Linked DNA regions of Homo sapiens: region 1 is linked to region 2. A link is a loop called in an ENCODE intact Hi-C map of the cell type or tissue named here. Cell type or tissue: heart right ventricle. All regions are shown on one strand. Links, peaks and the distances in the headings refer to the core of each region. The heading gives the core; the rest is flanking DNA.

Evidence for each region. Hi-C counts contacts between places; a loop is a spot of excess contacts. Peaks named below come from ENCODE experiments on the same cell type or tissue, not always from the same donor. Only the 100,000 strongest peaks of a DNase experiment are listed, where the experiment ranks them.
Region 1: a loop joins it to region 2, with 4 times the contacts of the local background. A loop is called at or near these places in 13 of 110 quality-filtered maps.

The regions. Positions count from the first base shown.
Region 1 is chr9:6,207,050-6,223,042 of GRCh38, forward strand. It overlaps IL33 (interleukin 33), which reads left to right and starts at 8,758. Exons shown (of 8, transcript NM_033439.4): 1 at 8,758-8,803. In heart right ventricle, for the core only: no CTCF peak of the experiment used is centred there; no DNase peak of the experiment used is centred there; H3K4me3 peaks cover 3,654 bases; H3K27ac peaks cover 5,147 bases.
Region 2 is chr9:6,264,747-6,280,739 of GRCh38, forward strand. The region is part of intron 2 of LOC107987046 (a long non-coding RNA gene); the gene reads right to left. It also overlaps the pseudogene SELENOTP1. Among named protein-coding and RNA genes, the nearest start is that of TPD52L3, 56 kb to the right of the region's middle. In heart right ventricle, for the core only: no CTCF peak of the experiment used is centred there; a DNase peak (open chromatin) is centred at 7,567; H3K27ac peaks cover 1,138 bases.

The DNA of each region.
Region 1 (15,993 bases), core at 4,713-12,712, 57 kb before region 2:
TTCTATGCTCATGGATAGGAAGAATCAACATCGTGAAAATGGCCATACTGCCCAAAGTAATTTATAGATTCAATGCTGTCCCCATAAAGCTACCATTGACTTTCCTCACAGAATTGGAAAAAACTACTTTACTCTTCATATGGGACCAAAAAAGAGCCTGCATAACCACAACAATCCTAAGTAAAAAGAACAAAGCTTTAGGCAACACGCTACCTGGCTTCAAACTATACTACAAGGCTACAGTAACCAAAACAGCATGGTACTGGTACCAAAACAGATATATAGACCAATGGAACAGAATAGAGGCCTCAGAAATAACACCACACATCTACAACCATCTGGTCTTTGACAAACCTGACAAAAACAAGAAATGGGGAAAGGATCCCCTATTTAATAAATGGTGTTGGGAAAACTGGCTAGTCATATGCAGAAAACTGAAACTGGACCCCTTCCTTATACCTTATACAAAAATTAACTCAAGATGGATTAAAGACTTAAATGTAAGACCTAAAACCATAAAAATCCTAGAAGAAAACCTAGGCAATACCATTGAGGACATACGCATGGGCAAAGACTTCATGTCCAAAACACCAAAAGTAATAGCAACAAAAGCCAAAATTGACAAATGGGATCTAATTAAACTAAAGAGCTTCTGCACAGCAAAAGAAACTATCATCAGAGTAAACAGGCAACCTACAGAATGGGAGAACACTTTTGCAATCTATCCATCTGACAAAGGGCTAATATCCAGAATCTACAAAGAACTTAAATTTACAAGAAAAAAATGCACAACCCCATCAAAAAGCGGGCAAAGGATATGAACAGATACTTCTCAAAAGAAGATATCTATGCAGCCCACAGACATATGAAAAAATGCTCATCATCACTGGTCATTAGAGAAATGCAAATCAAAACCACAATGAGATACCATCTCATGCCCGTTAGAATGGTGGTCATTAAAATGTCAGGAAACAACAGATGCTGGAGAGGATGTGGAGAAATAGGAACACTTTTACACTGTTGGTGGGAGTGTAAATTAGTTCAACCATGGTGGAAGACAGTGTGGTGATTCCTCAAGGATCTGGAACTAAAAATACTATTTGACCCAGCAATCCCATTATTGGGTATATACCCAAAGGATTATAAATCATTCTGCTATAAAGGCACATGCACACATATGTTTACTGCAGCACTATTCACAATAGCAAAGATTTGGAACCAACCCAAATGTCCATCAATGATAGACTGGATAAAGAAAATGTGGCACATATACACCGTGGAATACTATGCAGCCATAAAAAAGGATGAGTTCATATCCTTTGCAGGGACATGGATGAAGCTAGGAACCATCATTCTCAGCAAACTAACACAAGAACAGAAAATCACAGAAAATCAAACACCCCATGTTCTCACTCATAAGTGGGAGTTGAGCAATGAGAACACATGGACACAGGGAGGGGAACATCACATACCGGGGCCTGTCAGAGGGTGAGGGACTAGGGGAGGGATAGCATTAGGAGAAATACCTAAAGTAGATGATGAGTTGATGGGTGCAGCAAACCACCATGGCACATGTATACCTATGAAACAAAACTGCACGTTCTGCACATGTACCCCAGAACTTAAAGTATATAAAAAATTTAATAAAATAAAATGTTGGGCTAAAAACAAACAAACAAACAAAAAACAAACCAAAAAAAGAAAATGGGCACTCTTGTCTAGTTTCTCATCTTAGGAGGAAAGCTTTCAGTCTTTCATCATTGAGAATAATGCCACTGTGAATTTTTCATAAATGTCCTTTATCAATTGAGAAAGTTCCCTTCTTTTTCTAGTTCATTGAGGGTTTTTATCATTAAAGGGTGACAGATTTTGTCAAAAGCTTTTTCTGCATCTATTGAGATAATTATATGGGTGGGGTTTTTTCCTTCATTCTATGGGTGTGATTTATTACATTGATTGGTTGTTATATGTTGAACCACTCTTGCATTTTTGGTATAAACCTCACTTAGTTATGACATAGAACCTTCTTAGAATGTTGCTGGATTTATGCAGCAGTTCTTATAGGGCAGGTCTACTAGTGATGAACTCCCTATGTTGCCCTGTTTTTCTTTATCTGATAACATCTTAATTTCTTAATGTCTTACTTACTCTCTCATTTTTAAAGAATAGTTTTTCCAGATATAGAATTTTTGGTTGACAATGTTTTTCTCTCAGCCTTTTAAATATGTTGTCCCACTGTCTTCTGGCCTCCATGGCTTCTGAAGAGAAACTAGCTGGTAATCCTACACATGAGTATCCCTTATACATAGTGAGAAACATCTCAGTTGCTGCTTTCCAGATTTGCTTTTTGTCTTTGGCTTTTAACCGTTTGGTTATAGTGTATCTCAGTGTGAATCTTTTGAGTTATCCTGCTTGGAGTTCATTGAGTATTTCGAATGTTTAAAATCTTGGTTACTAATCAAATTTGGGACATTTTTACCATCATTTTGCCAAATATTCTCTCTGTTCCATTCTCTCTCCTTTCCCTATAGGACTCTCATTGTCCACCTGTTGGCATGCTTGATGATGTCCTACAGGCCTTTTAGACTCTGCTCATTTTTTTCCCATTCTTTTTGCTTTCTTTTCCTCGGACTGGACCATTTCAATTAACCTATCACTGGTTCTTGCTTCTGACTGCTCAAATCTGCTACTGAATCCCTCTAGTGAATTTTTTATTTCAGTTATTCTACTTTTCAACCTCAGAATTTCTATTTGGTTCCTTTTTATAATTTATATCTATTATTTCTATTATTGATATTCTCTATTTGCAAAGACATAATTTTCATGGTTTCCTTTAGCTCTTTAAATATATTTAAGACAGCTGATTTAAAGGCTTTGCCTAATAAGTCATATATCTGGTCTTTCTCAAGAATGATTACTGTCACTTTTTAAAGTCCATACTTCATTGTTTGAGTGTCTCATAATTTTGTGTTGAAAGGTGGACATTTTGCACATTATAATACAGTAACTCAGGAAATTCAGTTCTCCACATCCCCATGGTTTGTTGTTGTTGCTTGTAGTGGGTTGTTGTTATCTGTCTGTTTAGTGACTTTTCTAAAACATTTTTCTACAGTCTGTATTCTTTGTTATGTGTGGTCACTGAAGTCGGTGTTCCATTAGCTTAGTGGTCAGCTAGTGTTATGACAATGATTTCCTTAAACAACTAGAGCCAAAAATAGAAGCTGAAGAAAGAAAAAGAAAAATTATTCCCCTAGTGTTTTCAGATTGGCTCTGTGTTGGGACATGCCTTCAACGCATAGCAAAGCCATTTACAACTCTGCTTTGGTCTTCACTTCCTGCTTGCATGGAACTTGAAAGTCAGCCAGAGGTGAAAGCCTGGGGTCTTCTCAGGACTTTTCTGAACATGTCTACCTTCCTAGCAATGAGTGTTGTCTTCTTGATTCCCCAGTATATGTGGGAACTTTTCAAAGTCCTTATTCCCCTCATGTATCTCCTTTTCTAACCTCTTTCTTCCCTGGCTTTTTTGATATGTCTATTGCTTGTTCTGACTGTTATCCCTTGCCCCAGGCTGCTGCAGCCAATACTTTTACCTTTTAATGCCTTTGGCAAATGCCACCTGAGAAGCCATGCCAGCCCTGGAAACACTTTGAATCAGATGAAACAAAGGCAACTCGTCACACTAGTCCTTAAGGGAGCCCCCAGACAGGCTGAAACACACAATCACAATTATTTGAGAAAAAGGTCCATTTAGTCCCTCTGGCACTAGCAGCATGCACCTGGAATATGGGCGACCATCCTGATAACTGCCATTGATCTGGGGGATGGCAGATGAGGGATAGCAAGTAGGCAATTTAAAATGCCACAGCACTCTCTTCTGCAATGCATCAACTTCTTCTTTCTTCATTAACTTTTCCATGGCTGTCATAAGCTTTCGACTATATGCAGAGTTCTGTGAAAGTTGATTTTGACAGTTTTCGCCAGCTTATTAGTTGTTTTTGCGGAGAGATAGACCTTGAAGTTCCTTATTCTGCCATTTTTGGTGACATCAATTGAAATAATTCTACAACTGACTTGATAGATAAGAATATGTTTAATTTTGCAAATGTTCCATGTGTGCTTGAAGGGAGTATGTATTCTCTGCCTGTTGTATTGTGTTATTTATATATCCATGTGTCCCAGCTCATTGTGTCAACCAAAATTTCTATATTCTTCCTAATGCTTTTCCTGCTTGACAACGTTGCTAAGACATAACAAATTTCCCATTAGGATAATAGATATTTGTATCTCTCTCTGTAATTACTTTTATTTTCATTTTATGTAGTTAAGACTGTGTTAACAGGTGTTTGTGGGTGGGGATTTATTTCTTCCCAATGAATTTAATTTTATCATTATTCAGTAGCCTCTGTTTTGTTTTGTTTTGTTTTGTTTTGTTTTGTTTTTGAGATAGTGTTTCACTCTTGGTCTATGCCTAGGCTAGAGTGCAGTGGTATGTTTAAAGCTCATTGTAGCCTTAAACTCCTGGTCTCAAGCACTCCTCCTGCCTCAGCCTCCCAAGTAGCTGGGACTACAGGCATGTGCCACCATGCCTAGCTAATTTTTAATTTTCTTTTGTAGAGACAAAGACTATATTGTCCAGGCTGGTCTCAAATTCCTGGGCTCAAGCAATCCGCCCACCCCAGCACCCAAAACACTGGGATTACAGGAAGGAACCATCATGCCCGATATATTGGTCAGGGTTCTCTAGAGAGACAGAACTAATAGAATAGATATATAAAGGAGTTTAGTAGGTATTAACTTACAGAATCACAAGTTCCCACAATAGGCTGTCTGCAAGCTTGAGGAGCAGGAGAGCCAGTCTGGGTCTCAAAACTGAAGAACTTGGAGTCTGATGTTCGAGGGCAGGAAGCATCCAGGACAGGAGAAAGATGTAGGCTGGGAGGTTAGGCTAGTCTCTCTTTTTACATTTTTCTGCCAGCTTTATATTCGCTGGAAGCTTATTAGATTGTGCCTACCATAACTAAGGGTGGATCTGCCTTCCCCAGTCCACTGACTCAAATGTTCATCCCTTTTGGTAACACCCACACAGACACACCCAGGATTAATACTTTGCATCCTTCAATCCAATCAAGTTGACACTCAGTATTAACCATCACACCTGACCAGTAACTTCTTTGTATCTTTAGTATATGTCTCTTTAAAACAGCATTACATGGATCTTTTCTTTTCAAGTCTAAGTATCTTAGCTTCTTCGACTGGCACCTTTAGTCCATGTAATGAGATTATTGACATATTTGTGTTAAATCTATCATGCTTTGTTTTTTCTCTTGGTATTACCTTTACTATGCTTTTTTGTCTCTTCTTTCTTGATTTCTGCTGGATAGACTGCTATTTTTTTCTCATTCTGTTTTTCTCCTCTAATCATTTGGAAGTTAGTTATATGTCCAATTTCTATTATTCTGAATTTTTTCTAGAAATTTAAAAATGAATACAGAGCTCAAAATTCAGCAATATTTTTACCCTCTTCCTGAGCAATACAATATACTTGAGAACTCTCATTCCTATCATCATCTCTCCAGACATATAGGCTATTTTTGTAATGTATTTAGTTCTAGTTTGTTTTTCTTAACCTTACAAGATATTATTGTCAGTATTTACCGTTAATATGTCTTAGCATTACCTCAATATCTATCATACTTTTGATTCTTCAATTCTGCTTATATTCAGGCCTACCATTTGGGTTCACCTTCCTCCATGTGAAGTATACCCTTTAAATTTTCATTTTTTAAGGTCTGTTGGTAGCAAAACATCAATTTGAACTTTCTTCCTTTGGGAATAAAATTGTGCAACCAGATCAAGTATATGTCTATGAGTCAGCAAAATTTTAGACAGTCACCCATATACCTTGCATCTACCCTGAAAGGAGGAAGTTAATAAGGCAGATTTGGGATTTGGGAAGTAGTGGGGTTAGGGATGAAGAACTATAAAAGTCACAAAACCTGGGGTAACCATATCTCAGTGTTTTCCTATTATTCTGGTCAAATGATTAATAACATTCTTTTCATTCTCAAAAATTTATGATTCAGATAACAAATTATACGATTACTAGAATAAAGTCTGTATGACCTAACCCTTAGTCGTCCTGCCTTCTAGAGCCATGCTTTCATCTTCATTCAACTAGCTACTTGAATAGCATGGAGTAACTTGTGGCAGTCCAATATTACCATTGAGTACAACCAGAAAGGCAGATCAGGAGAGAGCTGCTGAAGCACGAAGGATGAGGGGCTAAGATTCCATGGAGAGATTAGCTAACAGTAGTTAGCTACTTTTTAATAGTTACGAGAGCATTGGCCAAGGCAGGGAATCTGTATTTTACCAAGGTAGGAGGTCACTGCCAGGAGACAGAGAAATCACTGTTGATCGGTGTTGTGGGAATGAAGAGACAAAATTGGAAATTGGAAGGGCCAGGCCCCCAGCAAGAAGAGAGGGCTGGAGAACTGAACCTACATATAATGAGTTTCCTCTTCAAAACACTTGCCGAATTACGCAGCTGCATGGGGGCAAAGGCAAAAAAAAAAAAAAAAAAAAAAAAAATCAGCCTCTTAAAAGCAGAGCTGTGGTTTTAGCAGCCTTTTTGGTTTTGTTCTTGTTTCATAAAAAGTCAAGAGTTATAGTTCATGACTGCTGGGAGAAAATTGAATAATTTTTAGAAATTGTTTCATCCAGGCCAGACACAGTGGCTCACGCCTGTAATCCCAGCACTTTGGGAGGCCAAGGGGGGCAGATCACGAGGTCAGGAGATCGAGACCATCCTGGCTAACACAGTGAAACCCCGTCTCTACTACAAAATACAAAAAATTAGCCGGGCATGGTGGCGGGCGCCTGTAGTCCCAGCTACTCAGGAGGCTGAGGCAGGAGAATAGTGTGAACCTGGGAGGCGGAGCTTGAAGTGAGCTGAGATCACGCCACTGCACTCCAGCCTGGGCGACGGAGCGAGACTCCATCTCAAAATAAATAAATAAATAAATAAATAATTGTTTTATCCAAAAAAGAGCATAAGCCAGGGGGACAAAATAGCAGAGAAAAAAAGTAAGATAGTAGAAGCAAATTCAAATATATCAATAATTACAATAGATGTTCCAGTTCAAAGACAAATTATTGTCAAACTGGGAAAAAAAACCAGTATACTACTTATATGTGACACATCTTTAATGTAAGGACACAGAAAGTTTGAAAGAAAAAAGATGAAAAGAGATACACTATGTGAATACTAACCAAAAGAATGTTTGCAAAGCTCTGCTAATGGAGAAAGCAGACAAATGGACAAAGCAGACTTTAAGGCATGAAGCATAATTAGAGATAAAAAGAGAAATTTTTGAAATAATGAAGGAGGGTTCAATATACATAATAAAGATACATTATTCATCCTTTGTAATTTCCTCAGTATTTGCAAGAATTCCCAGAGTAGAGTATGCTAATATTCCCTTGGCTGTTACTTGTCACCCCTCCCTCCTATTTATTGCACACAGCTCAATTCCTGATTCATTCTTGTCATGTTGGCATCCTGTCCGCTTGCTTCACTGCTTTATCCAAAGGGCAGACATAGCCATCTTTCTTCATTACTCACAAATGCAACACTATGGCTTGTAGCAGATGATTGCTCAGGTTTGGGGATGATTAAAGGGGATTACTGCACAGAAAATGAAACAACTTTAAACAAGATAACAGAGTTCCTTAGTTGTTTTTTCCAAAGGGGACTCCATCATAGTCACATTTTCCCAAGCCTGGTCAGCCATCTGTTGCTGTCTCATTTTCTCTTTCCCCTGGATTCCAGAACCCTAACATTCTATCCTTCAACATGCCATGAGAAAAACTAAAAAATTCCTATTTCATTTTACAGTAAACTTTTTTCTGCTGCCCCTTTGTTTCAAGGTCACCCTTCTAATCTTGTAGATTGAATGGATGTAGAGGCTTGCTAGGGTAACAGTCCATCACAATATCCTTCTAAGTACAGCAGCAGTCTTCCTTCCAATGTGTGATCTTAGGATGTGGAATCAGTCCAAGTCTTAAAAGAGCATTACTTCATCCCTTTATTTTCTGCTACAGATGCCAAACGAGATGGAGAGAGGGTGAGTAGGAGCAAAATTTCTCATGAGGTAAGAAGAACAACTTCTCATGGGATCTATAGTACAGGATTTGCTTTTGTGATAAAGTATTATCTTCTGCGAGATTTTTGAGATGAATAGAAAGAAAAGATGAACAGTGGGGAGCAGGAAAGCCCGTCAGATATGTTGGAATACAGAGTATTTCAGAGCTTTTATTTGCAGACGAGCTGCTTATTACTGATAGGCCAAAGGGGGTCGCAAATTTCTATTATAAAGGAATTTGGAAGAATACACTGATCTCTTAATGAAGTTTGTAAATTAAGAAGCCAACGGCCAAAAGTGAATATATAAATGGCAACAGAATTTCAAAATGGACAGTGCTGAAGTTGAAGTTTAGGAGTTCAACTCCAAAGAGAGCCAAAACATAAAGTTTAGGGGCAGAAGAAGAATCATAATTGCTGGTTTAAAATATTCAGATGGAGGGAGGACGCAGAAAGTAGTGAGCCTTAGATGTTGACAGAATTGTAACTCTGTTGGCTCTTTACATGAGATTTCAAGCCTGCTAAAATCTCACCCGCCCAGATCTCCCTTCTAAGGCAATTTGGGTCTCTGCCAAACTTTGGCTAATAAAAAGAGTCTACAGACTCCTCCGAACACAGAGCTGCAGCTCTTCAGGGAAGAAATCAAAACAAGATCACAAGGTAAGACTGAATATTCTGGGAGATTTTTAGTCAGATTTTGCAAAGTTAAACCTTGGGAACCATGGAGAACTGTGTTTTTTTTTTTTTCCTGAAAAATAAATGATAAGGCCAATTTGTTATTATTGCTAATAGCAGTAAAAGTCAATGACAATAGCTGTTACTAACTTATAATTCCATTTGCTTTCCTTTGGGTGATTTGTAAAATTAATAAATTGCTGAAAGAGATTGTAATAGTTTTTATAGTAAATTCTGCCCCCTCCATGAAACTTTATTTTATTTTATTTTATGTTTTTTAAGAGATGGGATCTTGCTCTGTAGCGCAGGCTGGAGCACAGTGGCGTGATCCTAGCTCACTGCAGCCTCCAATTCCTGGGCTCAAGCAATCATCCCATCTCAGCTTCCCAAGCAGCTGGAACTACAGGCACACGCCACTATGCCTGGGTAATTTTTTTAGTTTATGTAGAGATAGGGTCTTTGCTTTGTTGCCAGGCTGGAAACTTTATAAAGCAAGTTGATAATTCTACTTCTAACTCCTAATGCTTACTCAAGACAAACATGCTTGCAATTGTTTACAAGTGGTTTTCAGTAAAAGGGGGACATCACTAAGTGTGGTGGTTCAAGCCTGTAATCCCAACACTTTGGGAGGCCGAGGTGGGTGAATCGCCTGAGGTCAGGAGTTTGCAGCCAGCCTGGCCAAGAGGATGAAACCCTGTCTCTACTAAAAATACAAAAACAAACAAACAAAACTAGCTGGGTGTGGTGGTGGGCACCTGTAATCCCAGCTACTCGGGAGGCTAAGGCAGGAGAATCGCTTGAACCCAGGAGGTGGAGGTTGCAGTGAGGCAAGATCATGCCATTACACTCCAGCCTGGGTAACAAGAGCTAAATGTCATCTCCAAAAAAAATGATGGAAACTTTGAATAAAAAATAGCTTCACAAAGAGGATTAGAGATGCACTAAATGAAGTAGTTTGGAATTGTTCTTTAGTTCTTTTTTCTTAATGGGACCTGACCCTGGACTTTAATCTCTGATCTGCACAGACAAAACCAATTCACTGAAACCATGGCATGGCAGTGAAGAGTTTAATTGACACAGGGCCAGCCAGCCATGCCACAGAGGATTCAAAGTTATTATTCAAATCTCCCCAAAAATTTGGAGGCTAGGGTTTTTCAAGGTTAGTTTGATGGGCAAAGGGCTTAGGGGAATAGGTGCTGCTGATTGGTTGGGAATAAAATCACAGGCATGTGAAAAATGGTCCTCGTGTATGCACTGAGTCTATTTCTGGGTGGGAGCCACAGAGTAGTCACTGGTCATCAGAAATGCAAAAGCCTGAACAGACATCTCTGAAGGTCAATCTTAGCTTATACAATAGTGATGTTATTTACAGTAGTCACTGGGGAAGTTGCAAATCTTGTGACCTCCAGAATCATGGCTAGTAATCATTTTACTATGCCTACATCTTAGCAGAATTCAGGACCCTCTCAAACTCCTAACTTGGTGGTCTTTCATTATTTTTACCAAGGTGGTTTACTTTTGGTGAAGGGTTATTATCATTTAAACCATACCCTAAATTTCTCCCAAAGTTAGCTTGGCCCAAGCCCAGGAATGACCAAAGGCAATATGGAAGTTAAAAGCATGATGGGGGTTGGTTATGTCAGATCTCCTTCACTGTCATAATTTTCTCACTGTTATTTCTCACTGTCAGTTTCAAATACAAGAATTGAGAGGTACCACCCCCTCAAAAATAAACTTTTGTGGAAAAACAAGGAATTGATACCCTAAGTGGAGAAATTCAAAAGCTCATCAGTTTTGCTACTATTCTTCATTTACAGACTTTCCTTTGAAGATTGTTTTCTTTTCTTTATTCCTTGCTTTCTGCCTCCTCACAATTTTCTCTGCCTTTTCTTTCCACACATGAATATATGCCTCCAGACTATTTTAATTAAGAAAATAGCACAAATCCAAAAGTATGTCCTGTGGCTGCATACAAGTCAGAGACTTGAGAGTGAAGTGTCTAGGGCAAAGACCCGTATTTCCTCCTCTGCACTGTGCTTCTCCCGCTGAAGCATCCTTCTGTGCCACACTGGGGTCCTATACTGTTTCCAACAGTCTTACTTATTGCTTCTCAAATTTGTCTTTTGAATACTTAATGCTCCTCTTTTGATTTCCACCCAGAAAATGTACCTCTCTGAGTTCAGAAAACTTCAGAATCCTCTATTTCCCAAAGTTTAGGGTGATTGAACTGAATCACACAGCTCGGTATTGTCTGAAACAGTTAAGAACTTCTAGCACAAGCATCGCACTTTCCTCAGCTCATATTTCACATTTTCTCCATTCTTCTCTGAAAGGATCCTGGACCTTCTACCAATCTTTGATTGGTTACTTCATAATTGATTTCTTAAGTAACCTAGATGTTTATCTCTTTCACATCATTGTTTAGCTTACAGTATCTACAGCCAGAAAGCACCTCTTTCCCTTTCCCATTTATAGAGAGAAAAGAATCCTGAGGCAAACTTTCACTTAGGGATTGAAATAGCCAGAACTGAAAACAATGGAAGAGATTGAGAAACAGGAAATGTCACTCTTGGCCAGGGTTTCCCAGTGATTAAGGAAATAGAGCTTACAACTAACTTCGGGGAAATAGGCATGAAATTCAATTGTGAAAAGTTAAGCTCCATCAGGGAATTAAATCATTACAGGGAAATACTGAAGAAGGGTCAGCATTGAGATAATATATATATGCATATATATATATACACATATATATTCTCCCTATATATATATTTTTTCTCCCTATACATATGTCCCCATATATATATCCCCATATATATATGTTCTCCATATATATATATGTTCTCCATATATATATATGTTCTCCATATATATATATGTTCTCCATATATATATATGTTCTCCATATATATATATGTTCTCCATATATATATATGTTCTCCATATATATATATGTTCTCCATATATATATGTTCTCCATATATATATATGTTCTCCATATATATATATGTTCTCCATATATATATATGTTCTCCATATATATATATATATATATATATATATATATATATATATATATGTCTACATCAGAAAATTTATATGTCAGTAAATCTGATACCATAAGGGTTTTTCTGGAGATGTCAGTCAGACTGTGCCAAAATCAATGTATCTTTCATTCAAGTTGAAATTTTGGCAAACATGGTGGAAATCAAGAGGTTCATTGGAATTCACCTTCTTTGTATCTCAGTTTGTAGCAGGAACATTTAGAAACATTAAGACCAAATATAAACTCCTGAAACAGCAGAAAGAAAGGGACCTTAATTCTATCAACAACAAAATGATTGGGTTGGGTTCAAGAACTTCAGGAAATCATGGTAGAACGTCTAATCTCTTCGGTTTCCTGTAGATTCTCTGGTGCTGATGTCTGCAAGCAAAAGTAACTTTTAAGGGGACACAACCTTAGTGGGCCTCAAAAAGTTCAGGCAAAGTTCAGTATGCAGGGAGTGGTAAGGGGGAGTGAGGAATTGGGGGCGCTTCCTCCCTATAGCGGACTCCTGGCACATGCTGCTCATGTTATTATCGGTAGATTACAGTATACCTACGAAGGTATTTATTTTTGTTTTGTATTTTTTAAGTGAAGAGTGCAGTATAGCATAATAGTAAAGACACAAATTTTTAGAGGCAGTCAGGCCTCCAGTCCATCATCCATCATTGACCAGCTGTGTAATTTTGGATCTTACTTAACTTTCCTGAGCCTGAATTTTTTTCTCTTGTGTAAAATGTGAAACAAACAAGCAACAAAATCCCACTCAAGACAGGTGTTGTGATGGGTAAAACAAGTTAGAAGCAGTCATCAAAGGTAATTTATTAATCACTGACCATTTACTAAAAGTGAGACATTTATCTTCCACATTATCCCTCACAGCACCTCTGTGAGGTAAATATTATCTCCATTTATGAAATTGAGACAGTGGGATTTGAAAAGATTTTAATACTAACCCAAAATCATAAAGTCAGTAAATTTCAGATCAGAGATTAAAGTCCAGGGTCAGGTCCCATTAAGAAAAAAGAACTAAAGAACAATTCCAAACTACTTCATTTAGTGCATCTCTAATCCTCTTTGTGAAGCTATTTTCTTATTCAAAGTTTCCATCATTTTCAAATATGAAAATATTGATGAAGTGACATTAAAACCTTCTGTCTATTTCCTTCAGGGCTACATTCACCTTTTGCCCTAGGGAAAGAGTTCCTGCCAGCCATTGTTCTCTTCTGTAACTTTTTTTTGCCATTCCCATTGCTATTTCCAGAACTAAGAAGTTCACCCACAAACTTGGCTGAGCGCTTTACTTTTAATCAGCACCCAGTTTACATCTAATTCCCCTCCACTTTGAACATTCCATAAATTAAATGATTGTCATAATTTTCCCTAGCCATATTAGTGCATCTGAGACCTTTTGCAATGGTAAGAATGTTTTGCTCATTATTTCCGACATAGTTCCTAGCAAAGATTCAATATTTCCTTAGAGTTTAACAGAACTTCATAGTTTTGTGTGTCTGCTGTGCTCAAATCTCAGCCACTCTAACTTCTTAGCCTGCTGGCTTATTACTGGCAATTGTTTAAGAAATGCTATTTAAGCTGTTTGTAATTTCTTTTTAGGGGACTATATGCTTTTCTCCACTTGTTCTTTTCTTTGGAGAATTATTAGACCCAAACATGAACTTCCTCAAATCTGAATTTATTAGTTCCAAAGTTTTTCCTCCCTAAATTTTATTTTTCCATTATCTCTTATACATATATATTATTTGTCCACATTCTTTAGCAATCCTGTTTAACAATACTTGATCAGTAGTCAGCATAACTGCTTCATATTTGTAAATTATTGTTATTGTTATTATTATTATTATTTATTTTTGAGACAGAGTCTGTCACCCAAGCTGGAGAGCAGTAGCTCGATCACAACTCACTGCAGCCTTGACATCCGGGGCTCAGGCTATCCTCCCACCTCAGCCTCCTAAGTAGCTGAGACCACAGCCATGTGCTGCCTCACCTGGCTAATTTTTTTACATTTTGTAGAAATGAGGTCTCACTATGTTGCCCAGGATGATCTCAAACTCCTGGGCTTAAGTAATCCTCCTGCCTCAGCCTCTCAAAGTGCTGGGATTACAGGTGTGAGCCACTGTACCTGACCCATAATTGTTAAGTTTCCTTTAGTAATATTTCATTCTAAACTTTTGAACAAGTTTCAGGCACAGAAATAAGTACCAATATTCATTCTGATGTAATTTGGTGACTATCTCCAGCTTCCTGTTTTTTCCCCCATAAGAAAAAAGGTCCATATTACCTGCACGTATGGTGGCATTATTTTTTCTTCACTGACTTATTCAAGAGCCATATGGTTTGTGGAAACTTAATCACAATTGTCAGTATGTGGTGGTCATTTAATATAAAAAATTAGATGCTATTAACTCAAAGGAGTATAAGCTGTTTTACAAAAAATGTTTGGAGGATACCGTGCCTAGGACCTGACAGGTAATGCTTACATCTGGCTGTCCAATTATTACTACTTTCCATTATGTCAAGTGGAAGAATTTCTGCTCAGTGCTATAAGGCCCATGAAAGCAGATTCAACATTTAGAAGCATTAAGGTCATTTGCACTGTGATGTGACAGAAAAAAATATTTTTAAGTCTTTATATTTCTTAATTCATAAAAGTATAAAACTTAGAAGTCTATTATTTTGTCAGCATCCAATTTTTTTCTAGGCATTTATGGCAAAAGCTGGTAAAAGAGCATCTGGGTTTAGACCCGTTGGTTCTCCTTACTATCTAGGTGGAACCATGCAGCAACTAGTAACCTCTAGAATGGCAGTTCGCTGTACATATTTTATGAAAAGTGTCTTGGCAAAGGAAAGGCTACCAATTATATTTATTTCTCTGTGCATCAGTGGGTACACTCAAGAAGAAGTCATATCTGTCCAGAGTGGGAAAATAATTTAGCCTTATCTTTGGGGAGAAGAGAGGTGTTTAACAGAGTCTTTTCATTTTAGTAGCTTTCACACTAAGCCCAGCTACCAGGTAAGTAAGGCTGAGCCAACTAAGAATTCCACAGAGAAATAATGAAGTCAGCAATTTGGGGAATAGCTGGAGTAGCCCACAAAGGAGGCAAAGTGAAAAGCTTGTCATACCATGGTGGTCAAGCTTCCAGACCTTTGAGTTGCATTTTTAGATCACCGCACAAGGCAGTTCTGTTAAAACTTTATGGAAATGAAATATCCAGGGTGCAGATTGTGGCTTATTTTATTCAGATAAATGACCAGGAAGTTTCATATCTATGAGAAGAAAGCCTCTGTACTCTTCAGTTTTAAATGGCTTGTAATAATCAAATTTAATTTCATCTAACAATGTTGTGTGTTAGCAGGCAGCCATTTGGTTGTACAATAAAATCTCATGCTTTCTACCCAGGTGATATTCAAAATATTTAATAGCTGGCATGGCATTAGCAAAGAGAAATAAGAAAGGAACCAGCCTTGCAGCATACCAGCTAAATACCAGCATTGAGAGGGACTCTCATTTTGGCTTTTGACTATGCCAGCTAAGTTGAATGGTGTGGCAGTGAAAGTGTTGTGGAATATATTACATGCTTTACAAAACTTTTCATAACCTGTTCTATAATATCAGTTATTTCTGTCGCTATTCAATAAGCATATCTCAAACATGAGAAAAAAAGCCTGCAAAAGTTATGCTTTCTGTAACTTTAGTCTTGGCACAAGGAAAAACTTTCACATATTTTTTGTTTTAGTCAAATTGTCACAATTTAGCACATGGAATCCCCTTTATACTAGCCAACTTGTTCTTTTAAAATATAACCACAGAATTTTAAATAATGCATTCCTGCTTTCAGGCAGCAATTTCTTTTTAATTTTGAAAGTGTTGATGTTGTATTAACTGATTTTTTTTTTACTTGGTAGCTACATTTGTTCCTGGAGAATAGGGAACAGTTGACTTTATGAGTAGAATGTTAACTGAAGATTGATTTTCTTTCTTTCAAGCTTTTTAATTCAGAAATATATCATACACATAAACTAATATGTGGAACGCATATGTAAGTGTAAGTTCTGGAGAAAAATAATAAAACAAATACCTGTGTATTTATCATCCAGTTTAAAAAATAGAATATTC
Region 2 (15,993 bases), core at 3,558-11,557:
TCACTTATTTTCTGTGTTTAAGTTTCCTTTTTTTAAAAAAAAAATTTCCACCATCATTATAGTCAGTATAATTTGATTAAAATATTCAAATATGAGGTGGCATTTTTGTCACTTACCTGTATGTGTTTTCATGGTCCAAATACACATTACTGGAAAGAATTTGTTCATTTCATTGTATCAGGAAGGATAATTGTGTCAAAACTTACTTTTTCCTCATTTTATTTGTCTTCTTTAGGTTTTTATGTATTTACTGACTATCTTGAAATACTGTCAAGAAAATTTTATTTGAACGAGTAAAATGACTTAGAATCGGGAAGAAATAAGTAAGAGTTGAGATTCAGGGGGAATTTGGAAAGAAAATTGCCAACCTAATTTGAAAACAGCAGCTTGATTTAAAACTAAAACAATTTATTCATAATCCCCACTTCTGCAGAACAAAATAAGCCAAAAAATAATTTCAATCCTTGTGCCTCACACTGAAAAATTTCATGATGGATAGAAATCTTCAGCTGCAATCCCATTACTGGGTATATACCCAGAGGAATAGGAATACAAATCTTTCTACCATAAATATACATGCACACAAATGTTCATTGCAGCACTATTCACAATAGCAAAGACACGGAATCAACCTAAATGTCCATCAGTGACAGACTAGATAAAGAAAGTGTGGTACATATACACACTAGAATACTATGCAGTCATGAAAAAGAATGAGATCATGTCTTTTGTGGGAATATGGATGGAGCTGGAGGTCATTATGAATTTATAAATACAAGTAGACTGGGGTCTACTTGAGGGTGGAGGGTGGGAGGAGGGAGATGAACAGAAAAGTTAACTATTGGGTACTGGGCTTAATTCCTGGGTGATGAAATAATCTGTACAACAAACTCCCATGACATGAGTTTACCTATGTAACAAACCTTCACTTGTACCCTCTAACCTATAACAAAAGTTTAAAAAAAATAATTTTAAAAACAGAAATCTTCAGCTGTGGTATGCCAGTGGGTGGTTGGAGTAGTAGGCTTGTCCCAAAACTCCTTCTCCCTTCAAGTATAAGCCTATACAGCCCTGAAATCTCATCTTCTAGCAGTTATACATCAAATAGGTGCCATATGTACTGTGACTTTGCTAGGCACCATGACAGCACAAAAGAAACTTAAGCCATGCTCCTTGTTCACATGGAAATTAAAACATGTACCATATGTATTATTATTATTTTTTTTAAACAGAGTCTCACTCTGTCACCCAAGCTGGAGTGCAGTGGCATGATCTCAGCTCACGGCAACCTCTGCCTCCTAGGTTCAAGCAATTCTCCTGCCTCAGCCTCCCTGGTAGTTGAGACTACAGGTGCCTGCCAGCACGCCCAGCTAATTTTTGTATTTTTTTAGTAGAGACAGGGTTTCACCATATTGGCCAGGTGGGTCTCGAACTCCGGACCTTGGTATCTGCCTACCTCGGCCTCCCAAAGTTCTGGGATTACAGGCGTGAGCCACCATTCCCAGCCCCCTAAAACGTGTACCATATGTATTATAACTCCAACTCTGCAGTACAGTTGTACAAAGGTGAGAAAGATCAGTGTGGATTTGTCATCAGGGAAAGAAATATAACTGAATTGTCTATCCCCATACCCTAACACCCATCCCTATCTATTCTTATATCCATTCTCAAGGTCTTGTTAAGCAGGTTCCTCATGTAGGTCTTAGGTAAAAGGGGTAAATTCAGTTGTTTTAACCCCTTTAGTGGTCAGGATTATATATGGGGACTTAGGAATCTGAGGAAATAAATCAAGAGATGAAAGTGATTGTGAGTTGGTAGAGGGAGGATCGATGAATTATTTCCTGCTGAAGTGCCAAGATGACTGTGATGGTTAATATTAGGTGTCAACTTGACTGAATTGAGGGATGCCTACATGGCTGGTAAAGTATTATTTCTGGGTGTGTCTGTGAAGGTGTTGCCAAAGGAGAGTGACATTTTTGTTTGTTTGTTTGTTTTTGAGACAGGGTCTCACTCTGTCACCTAGGCTGGAGTGCAGTGGAGCAATCTCAGCTCACTGCAACCTCAGCCTCCCAGGCTCAAGTGATCCTCCCACCTCAGCCTCCTGGGGAGCTGGGACTACAGGCACGTGCTACCACATCCACCTAATATTTGCATTTTTTTGTAGAGCCAGGGTTTCACTATGTTGTCCAGGCTGCTCTCAAACTCCCGGGCTCAAGCGATTCGCCTACCTCAGCCTCCCAAAGTGCTGGGATTATAGGCTGAGCCACCGCATCCTGCCAAGATTGACTTTTGAGTCAGTGGACTGAAAAAGGAAGAACCACCCTCAATGTGGGTAGGCACCATTCAATCAGCCACCAGCACAACTAGAACAAAGCAGGTGGAAGAAGGGTGATAAACTTACTAACTTAGTCTTCTCACTCTCTTCCCTTGCCGGGCACTTGCTTCCTTTCCTCCTATCCTCGGACATCAGACTCTAGGTTCTTCAGCTTTGGACTCTGAGATTTGCACTAGTGGCCTCCCAGGGGCTCTTGGGCCTTCAGCCTCAGACTGAAGGCCACACTTTCAGCCTCCCTGGAATTGAGGCTTTCTATCTTGGACTAAACCGCTCTACCAGCTTCTCTTTTTCCCCAACTTGTAGATGGCCTATTTTGGGACTTCACCTTTTAATCGTGTGAGCCAATTATCCTTAATAAACTCAGATAGATAGATAGATAGATAGATAGATAGATAGATAGATAGATAGATAGAGTGTATATATACATTGTGTGTGTGTGTATATATATATAGATATATATATATCTATATATATATATCTATATAGCTATATATATATATATCTATATAGCTATATATATATATATATATCTATATCTATCTATCTCCTACTGGTTCTGTCCCTCTGGAGAACCCTGACTAATACAAAGATGAAATACTTGTCCAAGTTTAATTACAGTCCCTAGCACAGAGGATGCGCCCACAAAGAGATCACGTGAATCAGTGTCCAATGTATTAAGAGCAGGGTTGGTTTGCTGCTTATAGGCTGTGCAACTTTGGTAAGGTAAGTAACCTCTCTCAATATCTATTTCTCCTCTGTAAATAGGGAGTACCAAATATTGTAATTGTCTACCTAATATCCACAACCACCATCCCTACTGCTTTACCAATAGACCCTCATTTTTTTTTTTTTACCAGACAACAGTGCACACAACTAAAAATACACTCTTTCCCAGATTCCCATGCAGCTAGATGGGGTAACCATTTGGCATAGTTCTGGACAATAAAATATAAGCAGGATAATGGTTTAAGAAAAACTTCTTTTAAAAAGACATATTTGACTGGCATGCCCTTTTTCAGTCTTTTACCCCTTCTCTTCCTGCCTGAGCCATAGATAGGATGCTGAATGCAGAGCAGCTAACTTCTGACCACAAGGTGATGAGCATGGGGACAAAGGCCTACAGATTAGAAGTGGCAGGAGGGGCCCGGCCAGGCTCACGCCTGTAATCCTAGCACTTTGGGATGCCAAGGTGGGCAGATCACTTGAGATCAGGAGTTCAAGACCAGCCTGGCCAACATGATGAAACCCCATCTATACTAAAAATACAAAAATTACTGAGTATGGTGGCGCACTCCTGTAATCCCAGCTACTCGGGAGGCTGAGGCAGGAGAATTGCTTCAACCTGGGAGGCAGAGGCTGCATTTAGCTGAGATCACGCCACTGTACTCTAGCCTGGGTGACAAAGCAAGAGTCTATCTCAAAAAAAAAAAAAAGGCAGGAGGGAAAGATGAAGGAATCCTGGTGTAGTAGACAATATTGGTGCTCTGTCCAAATTCCCTTGGATTTCTTTATATTGGATTATTTGATACTATTTCCATATGTGCCACACACCCATACCACCACTATCTTCCATGTTCTTTCAAAATCCAGCATTTGTAGCTCTTGTAAGGATTGCCTTTGTGGTATTGATGCTGCTTTGCCCCCTCGCATGGAGAGATGAAAATGTCTATGAGTTTGCATTACTCCCACCAGCCTCACAAGGCTTTTGAAAGCCCAGCTCCCCAGTTCTTGGGTGGAATACCTCTGTCTTAAATTTCACTCAAAAATTCTCCCATGGGGCTCATGCTGAATCTGCCCTGTTCTGCACTTTAGCATGAGATCACATTCTTAGATTCCTGCTTGTCCCTGCCCTGTCTTGCCCTGCCCTGACCTGACTGCCTTATCAGTATTTCTTGGGAATACTTCCTTAGTAAATCACATTATCATAATCCTTAACTCAGGATCTCCTCCTGGGGAAACTAATGTAAGATACCAGGTCGCATGTGACATTGGAGAGCTGCCATATCAATCTTGTAGTACTAACTGCAAACTTTATGTTGAGAGAAAAATAAACCCATGTTTGCTTAAGCTAGTGTTGGGTTTTCTGTTGAATATGCCTTAAAGCAAACTTAACCCATAGAAGACATGAAGGTAACACCTGCTTCTCAGGCCACTGATAAGAATTGCCTGGCACATAGCAAGCACTCAGTGAAAGTTAGCTTAGAAAAACCAACCAACCCGACTGATAAGAAGAACACTTTTTCTTAGGTACAATTAGAACACAATCAAATGACTCCACAACTTTAAGAGAATTTATTTTCTGAGAGATAAAATACGAAGCAGAAATCAGAAAGATGAAATCTGACAGGTATTAATCTACAAAACGAATCTACGAAAGAAATAGATATTTATTTATACTTCTCAACCTACAAATAGGTTTCATAAATTCTTTCATATATGTCTTAGTTCATTCAGGCCATGATAACAAAATTAACTGGGTAGCTTATAAACAACATAAACTTATTTCTAACAGTTCTGTAGGCTGGGAAATCCAAGATCAAGGCACTGGCAGATTCATTGTCTCGCAAGGGCCTTTTCAACCTAGACAGCATCTTTTGGTCATAACCTTACATGGCCAGAATGGCTACCTAACTCTCTGGAGTCTCTTTTATAAGGCACAAATTCTACTCATGAAGGCTCCACCTTCATGACCTAATAACTTCCCAAAGGTCTCGCCTCCTAATACCATCACCTTGGGGGTTAGAATTTCAACACTTGGGGGGACACAACCATTCGGACCACAGCAATATGCATAGAATATTACATTATAAATATAAAAAATGTAATAGTAAAAATCCTTCAAAAGATCATTGCATAAAAGTGCAGATGTTCCAAGACACAGGAATTGGATAACTAAAAATTTATATAATAATTTATTAATATTAAATAGGTCAGAAAAAAATAGAGAAATCAAAAGTTGTATATTGAAAAAATCAATAAAATTGATAAACCTTTGTCTAGACTGATCAGGAAAAAAAAAGAAAGAGGACACAAATTACCATTATCCATAATAAGAGAGTTAACATCAGTAGAGATTCTAAAGATATTAAAAATAATAAGATGGAAATATTATAGGCATCACTACATCAATAAATTTGACAACCGTAATGAAAACAGACAAATTCCTTGAGAGGCACAGACTACCAAGATTCACTCAAGAAGAAACAGGAAACATTAATAGCCCTCTATCTATTAAGGAAATTAAATGTAAAGCTCAAAATCTCATAAGAAAACTTCAACCTTCATTAGTGAATTCTTCCAAACATTTAAGGAGAAATAATATGAAATATATACAAACTCTTTCAGAAAAACTGAAGAGGAGGAAGTTTTATTTAATTTTTCTATGAGGCAAAATACACTGATATCAAAAACAACAATACAAGAAAACTACAGACCAATGTTTTTCATCAACAGAGACACAAGAATTCTACAGAATTCCATAAAAATTTTAGCAGCCAGGCATGCTGGCTCACATCTATTATCCCAGCACTTTGGGAGGCTGAGGCAGGAGTATCACTTGAGAAAATGACGCTGTCAGAAACAGAAATGAGGAGGTGGGAAACAGAAATTAGTATGAAGGAAGATAATGAGTTTGTTAGGACAGGTTGAGGGTCAACTGACAATGGGATTATTAAATGGAAATACAGTTGGAAATATAATTGGTACATTCAAAAATCTTGAAGCACAGTTGGTAATCAAAACATTAGTTGTCTTCCACCATCCCTTTATTCAACTCCTCCCTCTTATACTTTTCCATTCATTCTTAAGTAATAGACAGTCCTACTGTCATATTAAGTTGCAAATACAGTCTCAACTCAATAATTAGAATGTCCAGTTCCATGAATAGACAAACCTCTGAACTCAGTTTAGCCTCCCAAAGCCTCTGCTGGTTCACTCTGCTCTATGTGGCCCCTCATGGCATGTGGGGTTGCTCTTTCCCCACCCTGTGTGTATATGTGACTAATAAACCACTGCCAATCTCATCTGACCGGTATTGGCTGTTGTGTGTTCAGCCATCTCAAGGTCCTCCCTTTCCTTAACTAACAGAGTGGATAGGAAGTGTTCAGAACAGCTGGAAGCCTGCTGCAGGTTGAGGAAGGAGTAGTTAACAGACATCAAGGACTCTCAGACCCCTGACCCTCTTCATTCCTCACTCCACATTGCCCTCCACACTCCCCTGCCCAAGATCATCAGCTCCCAGGGTTTTAGCTGCCCCTTTATTGACTGATAACTCTCCAGACCAGATATTCTTCCTGAGTTGCAAGCCAGCTGTGCTTCCAATTGCCTATGGAACAGCACCATTTAGATATGATGCATGGTCACTGATCACCTGGACTTTAGGTTACTTCTTTGCATGATCTTCTCTCTCACAGCAAGACCTTTTGGGTCTGTAATATCTGAGACTGAGATAAAAAAGAGACTTGCTTTATCCTGAATTCTGACACCTGGAGTTGCCTGCCTGCCTGTAAGCTTTCTCTTTATCAATCTTTGGACTTTCCTAGTCCCCCCTTCTTGCCTAGGCTGAGGCCCTAAGCTGCTGCTCACTATTCATTCCTGACATTGAGCCTAATATTTGCAAAGGCTGGAGTCCAAAGAGATGTCAGTATTATACAACGTCAAATTTATCTAAGACAAAAATAGTCAGGTTCTGCTTAAGGTACATGACATGATCAAAGCTTCCTTAACACACTAAACCTAAAGAGAAATGTGGCATTTTTATGGACTCAACTGCCAATCACATTTGAGTAGGACCATTCCAGAAACCACAGAACTAATCAATAAAGCAGCCACGGATTGTGGGTTACTTTTGTGTTGAGCCTCCATATTAATAGAAGCATGATAGACAAAAAAGAGCATGAACTTTGGTACTAGAGAGATCCTGGTTCTAATTTCAATTTCTTCCAGCTATGGGACTTCATTCCACTCTGAACCTCAGTCTCTTTGCCTATAAAATGGGGCTAATACATCACTTAGACAGGGATTTTGAGAAGATGGGATAAGGACATGACCGTAAGCACTTAGCACAATGCCTAGCATAAATTAGGTCAACCAGTGTTAATCCTATTTCTCCTCCTCCACATTCATTTATAATTTAAAACCCAACCAGCCTTTTTCTTTCCCCTCAAAAGAGGCCTACTTGTCAAAGAGTCACACTCAAGGAAAACAAACAAAGGAGGAACTGGCCAGATGCTCCCTTAGGTCAGAACATTGCAGCTGTATGAGTCCTCAAACAGAGTGTTTTGTAAGTTAAACACAGCCAAGAGAGCTAACTATGTTTCTACTTGTTGGTGCTGATAATATGATATTGTGCAATAGTGGCCTTTGCTTCTGTTAAAAGAATTATTTTATTCCATGACATTAAACAAACAGTTTGGAATTTTGGAATGAGCCTTAGCTGGGACACTACCAGTTTGGCCTAAACAGTATCTATTCAGTGAGCAATCTTAAGTAATTATGGTAAAGCATTTTAAGGAGAACAGGATGAACTGATTTAGTAATTCAGTTTCATGCAACTACAACTTATTTAATAGAATTTTTCCTATTTTTCCCTGGAACTATCACCAAGACCCCATTGCTAGAAACAAAAACAGTAAAGTACCCAATATTTGAAATTCAGCTATTTGGGGCAGCAGTCTCTCCCTTGACACATCCTTCCCCTTCCTTGTAAAAGAGGACTAAGAGGTGATAGAAGTCATCTTACTTTTTTTTTTTTTAGCAGGGTCTCGCTCTGTTGCCCAGGCTGGAGTGCAAAGAGGTAATCACGGCTCACTGCAGCCTCAACCTCCCACCTTATTAAGTGATCCTCCTGCCTCAACCTCCTGAGTTGCTGTCACTACAGGCATGTGCCACCACGCCTGGTTAATTTTTTTCTTGTTTCTTGTAGAAATGAGGTCTCACTATGTTGCCCAGCCTAGTCTTGAGCTTCTGGCCTCAAGTGATCCTCCTACCTTGCCCTCCCAAATTGCTGGGATTACAGGTGTGAGCCACTGCACCTGGCCAAAAAGTCATCTTTTTGAGGAACACTAAGTTTGTAAAGAGGAAAAAAATCCCCTTCCCTTTATTTATTGGAAACCAAAAGTGAACATTTCCCATAAAATAAAAAAATATGGCTAAATTTGGGGAGCCAGCCAAAGGATACTAATATTTGATTACTTGGCTGGTGCCTGCTCTACTACAGGTCCTGCCCAAATACTACTGAGCCAGGGAAGGCATGTTTAGGAAAGAATCTGGAATGGTCCAATAACAGTTTGAGAAACTTTATAAGACTGTTCTTTCAGTATTTGACAGAATAATTATACCAAAAAAAATCATTAATTATAGAGAAGACTGACAACACTATCAACTAAATTGACCTAGTGGACATTTACAGAACACTCTACCTAACAACAGCAGAATATACATTATTTTCAAAGCACCTAGAACATTCACCAAGAAACACAAAACAACTGAAATCACATTAAGTATGTTCTCAGGCTGGGCGCAGTGGCTCACACCTGCAATCCCAGCACTTTGGGAGGCTGAAGCGGGTGGATCGCTCGAGGCCAGGAGTTCAAGACCAACCTGGCCAACATGGCTAAACTCCAACTCTACTAAAATACAGAAAAAATAGCTGGGCATGGTAGTCCCCACGACTGTAGTCCTAGCTACTCCGGAGGCTGAGGCATGAGAATCTCTTGATCTTGGGAGGTAGGGGTTGCAGTGAGCCGAGATCATGCCACTGCACTCCAGCCTGGCCAACAGAGTAAGTTTCTCTCTAAAAAAAAAAACAAAAAACTTACCTGACCACATTAGAATTAAATTAGAAGTCAATAAGAGAAAGATATTTGGAAAATCTCCAAGTATTTGGAAATTAAACAATACTTTTCCATAACTATATACCCCAAAAAAATCACAACGAAAATTAGAAAATATTTTATTTAAATGAAAATAAATGTAATATGTCAAAATAAGTGGGACACAGCTAGAGTAATGTTTAAAGGGAAGTTTACAACATTAAATGCTTATTTTAGCAAAGTCTCAAATCAGTGCTATAAACCTCCACATTAAAAACTAGCAAAAGAAAAGCAAATTAAACCCAAAGCAAGAAGAAAAGATATAATAAATGGGAGAAATCAGTGAAATAGAAAACAAACAAACAAACAAAAAAACAAATAAATAAGCCCTGGTTCTTTAGATAGCTCAGAAAAACTGATAAACCTGCCACTAGACTGGTCAACAACAACAACAAAAAGATGTAAATTATCAATATCAGGAATGAAAGAAGAGGCATCACTATCAATCCCATAGGACAATAAGAGAATACTTTTAAAATATTTTTGTTAATATATTTGAAAGCTTACATGAAATGGACAAATTCCTTGAAATCATTACTCACACTCACTGAAGAAGAAATAGATAATTTGAATAGCCATGTTTATTAAAGAAATTGAAATCATAGTTAAAACTTTGCCACAAAGTGAACTCCAGGCCTAAATGACTTCACAGGTGAGTTCTAGCCAGCAATTAAGGAAGAAATTATACCAATTTTACACAAACTTTTCCAGAAAAATAGAAAGGAGGGAAACAAAAACTCATTTTATGATGACAGCATTATCCCCAATAGCAAAACCAAATATGTTTCAAGAAACTAAAACAGAACAACCAATATCCTTCCTGAATATCAACTCAAAAATATTTAACAAAATATTGATAAGTTGAAACCAGTAATATATAAAACATAATACATTATTAAATGTGATTTATTCCAGGTATGCAGGGTTGGTTCCACATTTGAAAATCAATCATAATCAAATTCATTATATCAACAAATTCAAAACCAAAATGATATCTTAATAAATACAGAAAAGGACTTGCAAAATTCAACATCCCTTTGGGATTAAAAACTATCAGCAAACTAGAGATAAAAGGGAACTTCCTCAACATGATAAAAATCATCTACACAAAACATAAATTTAACCTCATCTTCAATTCTGAAAGGCTGAATGCTTTCCCTCTATAGCAATCAGCAAGGATGTCTGTTCTCACTATGTCTATTTTAATATTGTACTGGAGATACTAACCAGCACAATCAGGCAAGAAGAAGAAATAAAAGCCAATAGATTAAAAAAAAGCAAAACTATCTTTATCTGCAGATGACATGATCTTATATATTGAAAATTCTAAAGAAGCAATGAAAAAAAGTTATTAGAACTTACAAGTAAATTTAGTAAGGTCACAAGACATAGGGCCAATATACAAAAATGTATGCAGTATATATTTCTTATATACTATCAAAAAATAATTATAAACTAAAATGTGAAAAAATATATACAATAGAATCAAAACAAAAAATACATAGGAATACACTTAACAAAATATTTCAAGGCCTATACCACAAAAACCATAAAATATTACTGAGAAAAGTTCTTAAAGATGTAACTAAATGAAGAGCTATACCACATGTATGCATAGAAATAATCAATATTAATATGTTAATTCTTCCAAATTTATCTATAGATTTAGTGCTATCCCTGTCAATGCCACAGCAAGTTTTTTCAATAGAAATTGATAAGCTGATTATAAAATTTAAATGAAAATCTCAAGGACCTAGAAGAGACTCTTAAAAAAAGTTTAAAAGAGCACTTGAAGTCTCACACTACCTGATTTCGAGACCAGCTACAAAGCTACAGTAATGAAGACAATGTGACCTTTAAAGATAGACATATAAGTCAGTGGAACAGAAGAGTGTAGAAATTGCTCCAACCATATATGGTCAATTGCCTTTCAACAAAGATGTAAATCAGTGGAGAAAGGATGCTTTTTCAACAAATGGTGCTTGGATAATTGGACATCTGTAAGAAAGAAAGGGGGGAGAAAGGGAGGAAAGGAGGTAAAAAGCAGGGAGGGAGGGAAGGGAAGGAAAACAAGGAAGGGAAGGAGAGGAAAGAAGAAAAGGTAAGGAAGCGAAGGAAAAAATGAACATCTGTCTTTATTTCATGTCACACACAAAAATTAATTTAAAAAGACACAGACCTAAATACAAGAGCTAAAACTATAAAACTTCCCTAAGAAAACGCAGGAAAAAATCTGTAAGAAAGAAGACATCTGTAAGAATCCGTAAGGGCATCTGTAAGAATCCGTAAGGGCATCTGTAAGAAAGAAGACGGAGGGAGAGAGGGAGGGAAGGAGGAAAAAAGCATGGAGGGAGGGAAGGGAAGGAGAGGAAAGAAGAAAAGGTAAGGAAGCGAAGGAAAAAATGAACATCTGTCTTTATTTCATGTCATACACAAAAATTAATTTAAAAAGACACAGACCTAAATATAAGAGCTAAAACTATAAAACTTCCCTAAGAAAACGCAGGAAAAAATCGGCACCTGACGCTGAGCAGCCGAGCATGCGACGTGGCCTGCACCTTGCACAGGGCCTAGGAACCCGTGGCCGCCTTGAGGGCTGAGGGTGGGCACTACCGACGCTGCCACGACCAGGTTCAGCCCTTGTTGCACAAATTCACCAAAAAAAAAGAAAAATGAATGGATAAGAGAAAATGGTATTGGAACAGTGGGAATCAGCAATTTTGCACAGGAAGCTTTTTGGGAGATGTTTACTGTAGTATGCCTGAAATTGGGACAAAATCGAACAAACGAGACTAGTTTAGTGCTTTGGAAAGTGTGAAAGCTGCTACTGAACTTTATTCTCCTCTATCAGAAGAAGTTACCAAAATTAATGAAGCTCTTGTAGAAAATCCAGGACTTGTCAGTAAATCTTGTTATGAAGATGGTGGGCTGATCAAGATGACACTGAGTAACCCTTCAGAACTAGATGAACTGATAAATGCAGAGGCATATGAGAAATATGTAAAATCTACTGAGAGGTGAAAATGGAACCCCTAGAAAAACTAGTATGAAACAAAATTATTTAAAAAGAGTACACACTCTATGATTCTATTTATATAGCATTCTAAAAAGCCAAACACTATATTAGACAGTAGTGGTTGCCTAGGGCAGGGATGGATTACAAAAGGACAACCTTTTGCAGTGATGGAAATGTCCTATATCTTGATTGTGGTGGTGGTTATACATCCGTATACTGCTAAAACTCATCAAACTATATACTTTAAAATGATGAGTTTTACTGTATTAAAACTATCCCTCAATAAACCTGACTAAAAACTAAAGTAGAATGGCAGTCGGCCTGATGCCATGCAGTGTGGAATTCACGTACTAGCCTGTGAGTGAAACCTTTTGACATTTTTAGAGAGAACTGAAAGTGCAATGGTTTTTATAGGGTCTTTTTGTTTGTTTGTTATTAACCAATTTGAAGTCTGGTACAATGCTAAATTCCGCAGTGGGACTGGAATTTGGTTTGCCTAGAATAACAGGAAAACAAACTGCTGCTTATAGTGAGAGGTGGTAGAATATAATGGTTAAAAAGAAAACATGATTAAAATAAGATGCAACTACACACCTATTCAAATGGCCAAAATCCAAAACACTAATAATATCAAATGCTGGCAAGGATGTTGCGCAACAGGAATTCTCATTCATTGGGGGTGGGAGCAAAATGATACAGCCACTTTGGAAGACAATTTGGCAGTTTCTTACAAAACTAAATATAGTCTTACCATATAACCCAGCAGTTTCGCTCCTAAATAATTACTCAAACACTTAGTTAAATTCTAGTCAAATACTTGAGTTAAAAAATTAAATCCACATAAAAACCTACACATGGACATTTATAGCAGCTTTATTCATAATGGCCCCAAATTAAAAGCAACCAAAATGCCCTTCAATAGATGAATGGGCAATCCAGACAGTGAAATACTATTCAGCAATAAAAGGAATGAGCTATTAAGTCACAAAAAAATATGGAGGATCCCTAACTTACTAAGTGAAAGAAGCTAGTCTGAAAGGCTACATACTCTGATCCCAACTACAGTCATGCACCACACAATGACATTTCAGTCAGTGATGGACCATATATACCACTGTATCACATAAGATTATAATGGAGCTGAAAAATTCCTATTACCTACTTATGACATAATCATCATAACATCCTAGCACAACACATTCCTCATGTTTGTGATGATCCTGGTGTAAACAAACCTACTGCACTGCCAGGCATATAAAACTATAGCACATGCAATTATGTACATAACTTTTTACATACACAAACATTGTACAACTGTATAAAAGTATTTTATTTATATCCTTATCTATAAGCTTTTTTCTATTTTTTAAATTTTTTAATTCTTTTTTTTACTTTTTAAACTTTTTTGTTAAAAACTAAGACACACACACCTTAGCCTAGGCCTACACAGAGTCAGGATCGCCAATATTACTGTCTTCCACCTCCACATCTTGTCCCACTGGAATTTCTTCAGGGGCAATAACACACATAGAACTGTCACCTTCTATGATAATGAGGTCTTTTTCTGGAATACCTGGAAAAATCTGCCTGAGGCTGTTTCACAGTTACCCTGAAAAAAACATAGAGAGTGGCGGTGTCTGTGATGGTCCGGAGCGAGGCCTCGGCCAATCTGGGTGGCGTGCCCAGCGAGATTAAAGATGCAGTACGCCACGGGGCCACTGCTCAAGTTCCAGATTTGTGTTTCCTGAGGTTATAGGCGGGTGTTTGAGGAGTACATGTGGGTTACTAGCCAGGGGTACCCAGACATCCGTATTGAAGGAGAGAATTACCTCCCTCAACCAATGTATAGACACATAGCATCTTTCCTGTCAGTCTTCAAACTAGTATTAATAGGCTTAATAATTGTTGGCAAGGATCCTTTTGCTTTCTTTGGCATGCAAGCTCCTAGCATCTGGCAGTGGGGCCAAGAAAATAAGGTCTATGCATGTATGATGGTTTTCTTCTTGAGCAACATGATTGAGAACCAGTGTATGTCAACAGGTGCATTTGAGATAACTTTAAATGATGTACCTGTGTGGTCTAAGCTGGAATCCGGTCACCTTCCATCCATGCAACAGCTTGTTCAAATTCTTGACAATGAAATGAAGCTCAATGTGCATATGGATTCAATCCCACACCATCGATCATAGCACCACCTATCAGCACTGAAAACTCTTTTGCATTAAGGGATCATTCCAAGAGCAGCTTGACTGACATTATGAAGGCCTGTACTGAAGAGAGCAAGCTGTTAGTACAGACCAAATGCTTTCTTAGCATGCTCGTTGTACCTCTTGGAAAACCTCAATGCAAGATAGCTTTTCCGTGCTGGCATATTTTGGAATTCTTCACATTCATGGAGTGCAATAATACTGTATAGCTTTCCCCACCCCCCACACAATCACCCAGTTAATGTGTGTTTTTTTTTAAGGTAGACATTACTACTTGTAACTTTTTTCCTTAGTCGTATTTGAAAAAGTAGAAAATTGAGTTACAATTTGATTTTTTTTCCAAAGATGTCTGTTAAATCTGTTGTGCTTTTATATGAATATTTGTTTTTTATAGTTTAAAATTCATCCTTTGGGAATCCAGTTGAAGTTCCCAAATACTTTATAAGAGTTTATCAGACATCTCTAATTTGGCCATGTCCAGTTTATATAGTTTACAAAATACAGCAGATGCAAGATTATGGGGGAAATCCTATATTCAGAGTACTCTACAAATTTTTGTGTATGTGTGTATGTGCGTGTGATTACCAGAGAACTACTAAAAAAACCAACTGCTTTTTAAATCCTATTGTGTAGTTCAAGTGTCATGCCTTGACCAATCTAATGAATTGATTAATTAACTGGGCCTTTATACTTAACTAAATAAAAAACTAAGCAGATATGAGTTAAATTTAAAAGTTTCAATTTATTGCTCAATGTTCCTGTTAACATTATATTTAACAATTGCTTAAATTTTTGTTTTTGATTTATGGATAATTTCTTAAGAGTACACACTTTAGACACACAAATAATGGTTCATTTACCATCTTTAGGATCATTGAAACTCATCTCACTAAAGAAAGTTCACTTGAAGCTCTTTATAGCATTGATACTAGGTGAACAGAAATTACCTGGCTAATAATTTGTCTAACATCATATATCAGAATTGTATTGTATATGATGAACAAAACTTAAAATTTTTTTAATTTAATTTTTAAATACTGTTTCAGAGTTCTAAAAAGGCAGTTTTTTAAAAAACTTAAATTGATAAAGACTGTAAGAATAATTTAGCAGAAATAGAACCACAATGTAGAAAAATAGTCATGTAACAGCAGTAATAACATACTTCAGCTTCCATATAGGGATAGAAGTGGTAGAGCCAAAAGTTATAAGGAAGTTATAAGGTACAGGTTGAGTATCCCTTTTCCAAAAAATGCTTGGGACAAGAAGTATTTCAGATTTCATAATTTTTTTCAAAGTTTGGAATATTTGTGTTATACTTACCAGTTGGGCATCCCAAATCTGAAATCTGAAATGTTCATGAGCATTTCCTTTGAGTGTCATGTTGGCACTCAAAAAGGTTCAACATTGAGTCCACTTAACACTTAGGTGTTAGGAGACCTAACTTTCTGTAACCTTATAATTAATTAACCTTATACTTTGTTTGTCATCGAATATTTGTTGAATGCATGTCAGGTAATAGTCTTGATTGTGATAGCTTCAAGGTGGAACATACTGTAATCTCCA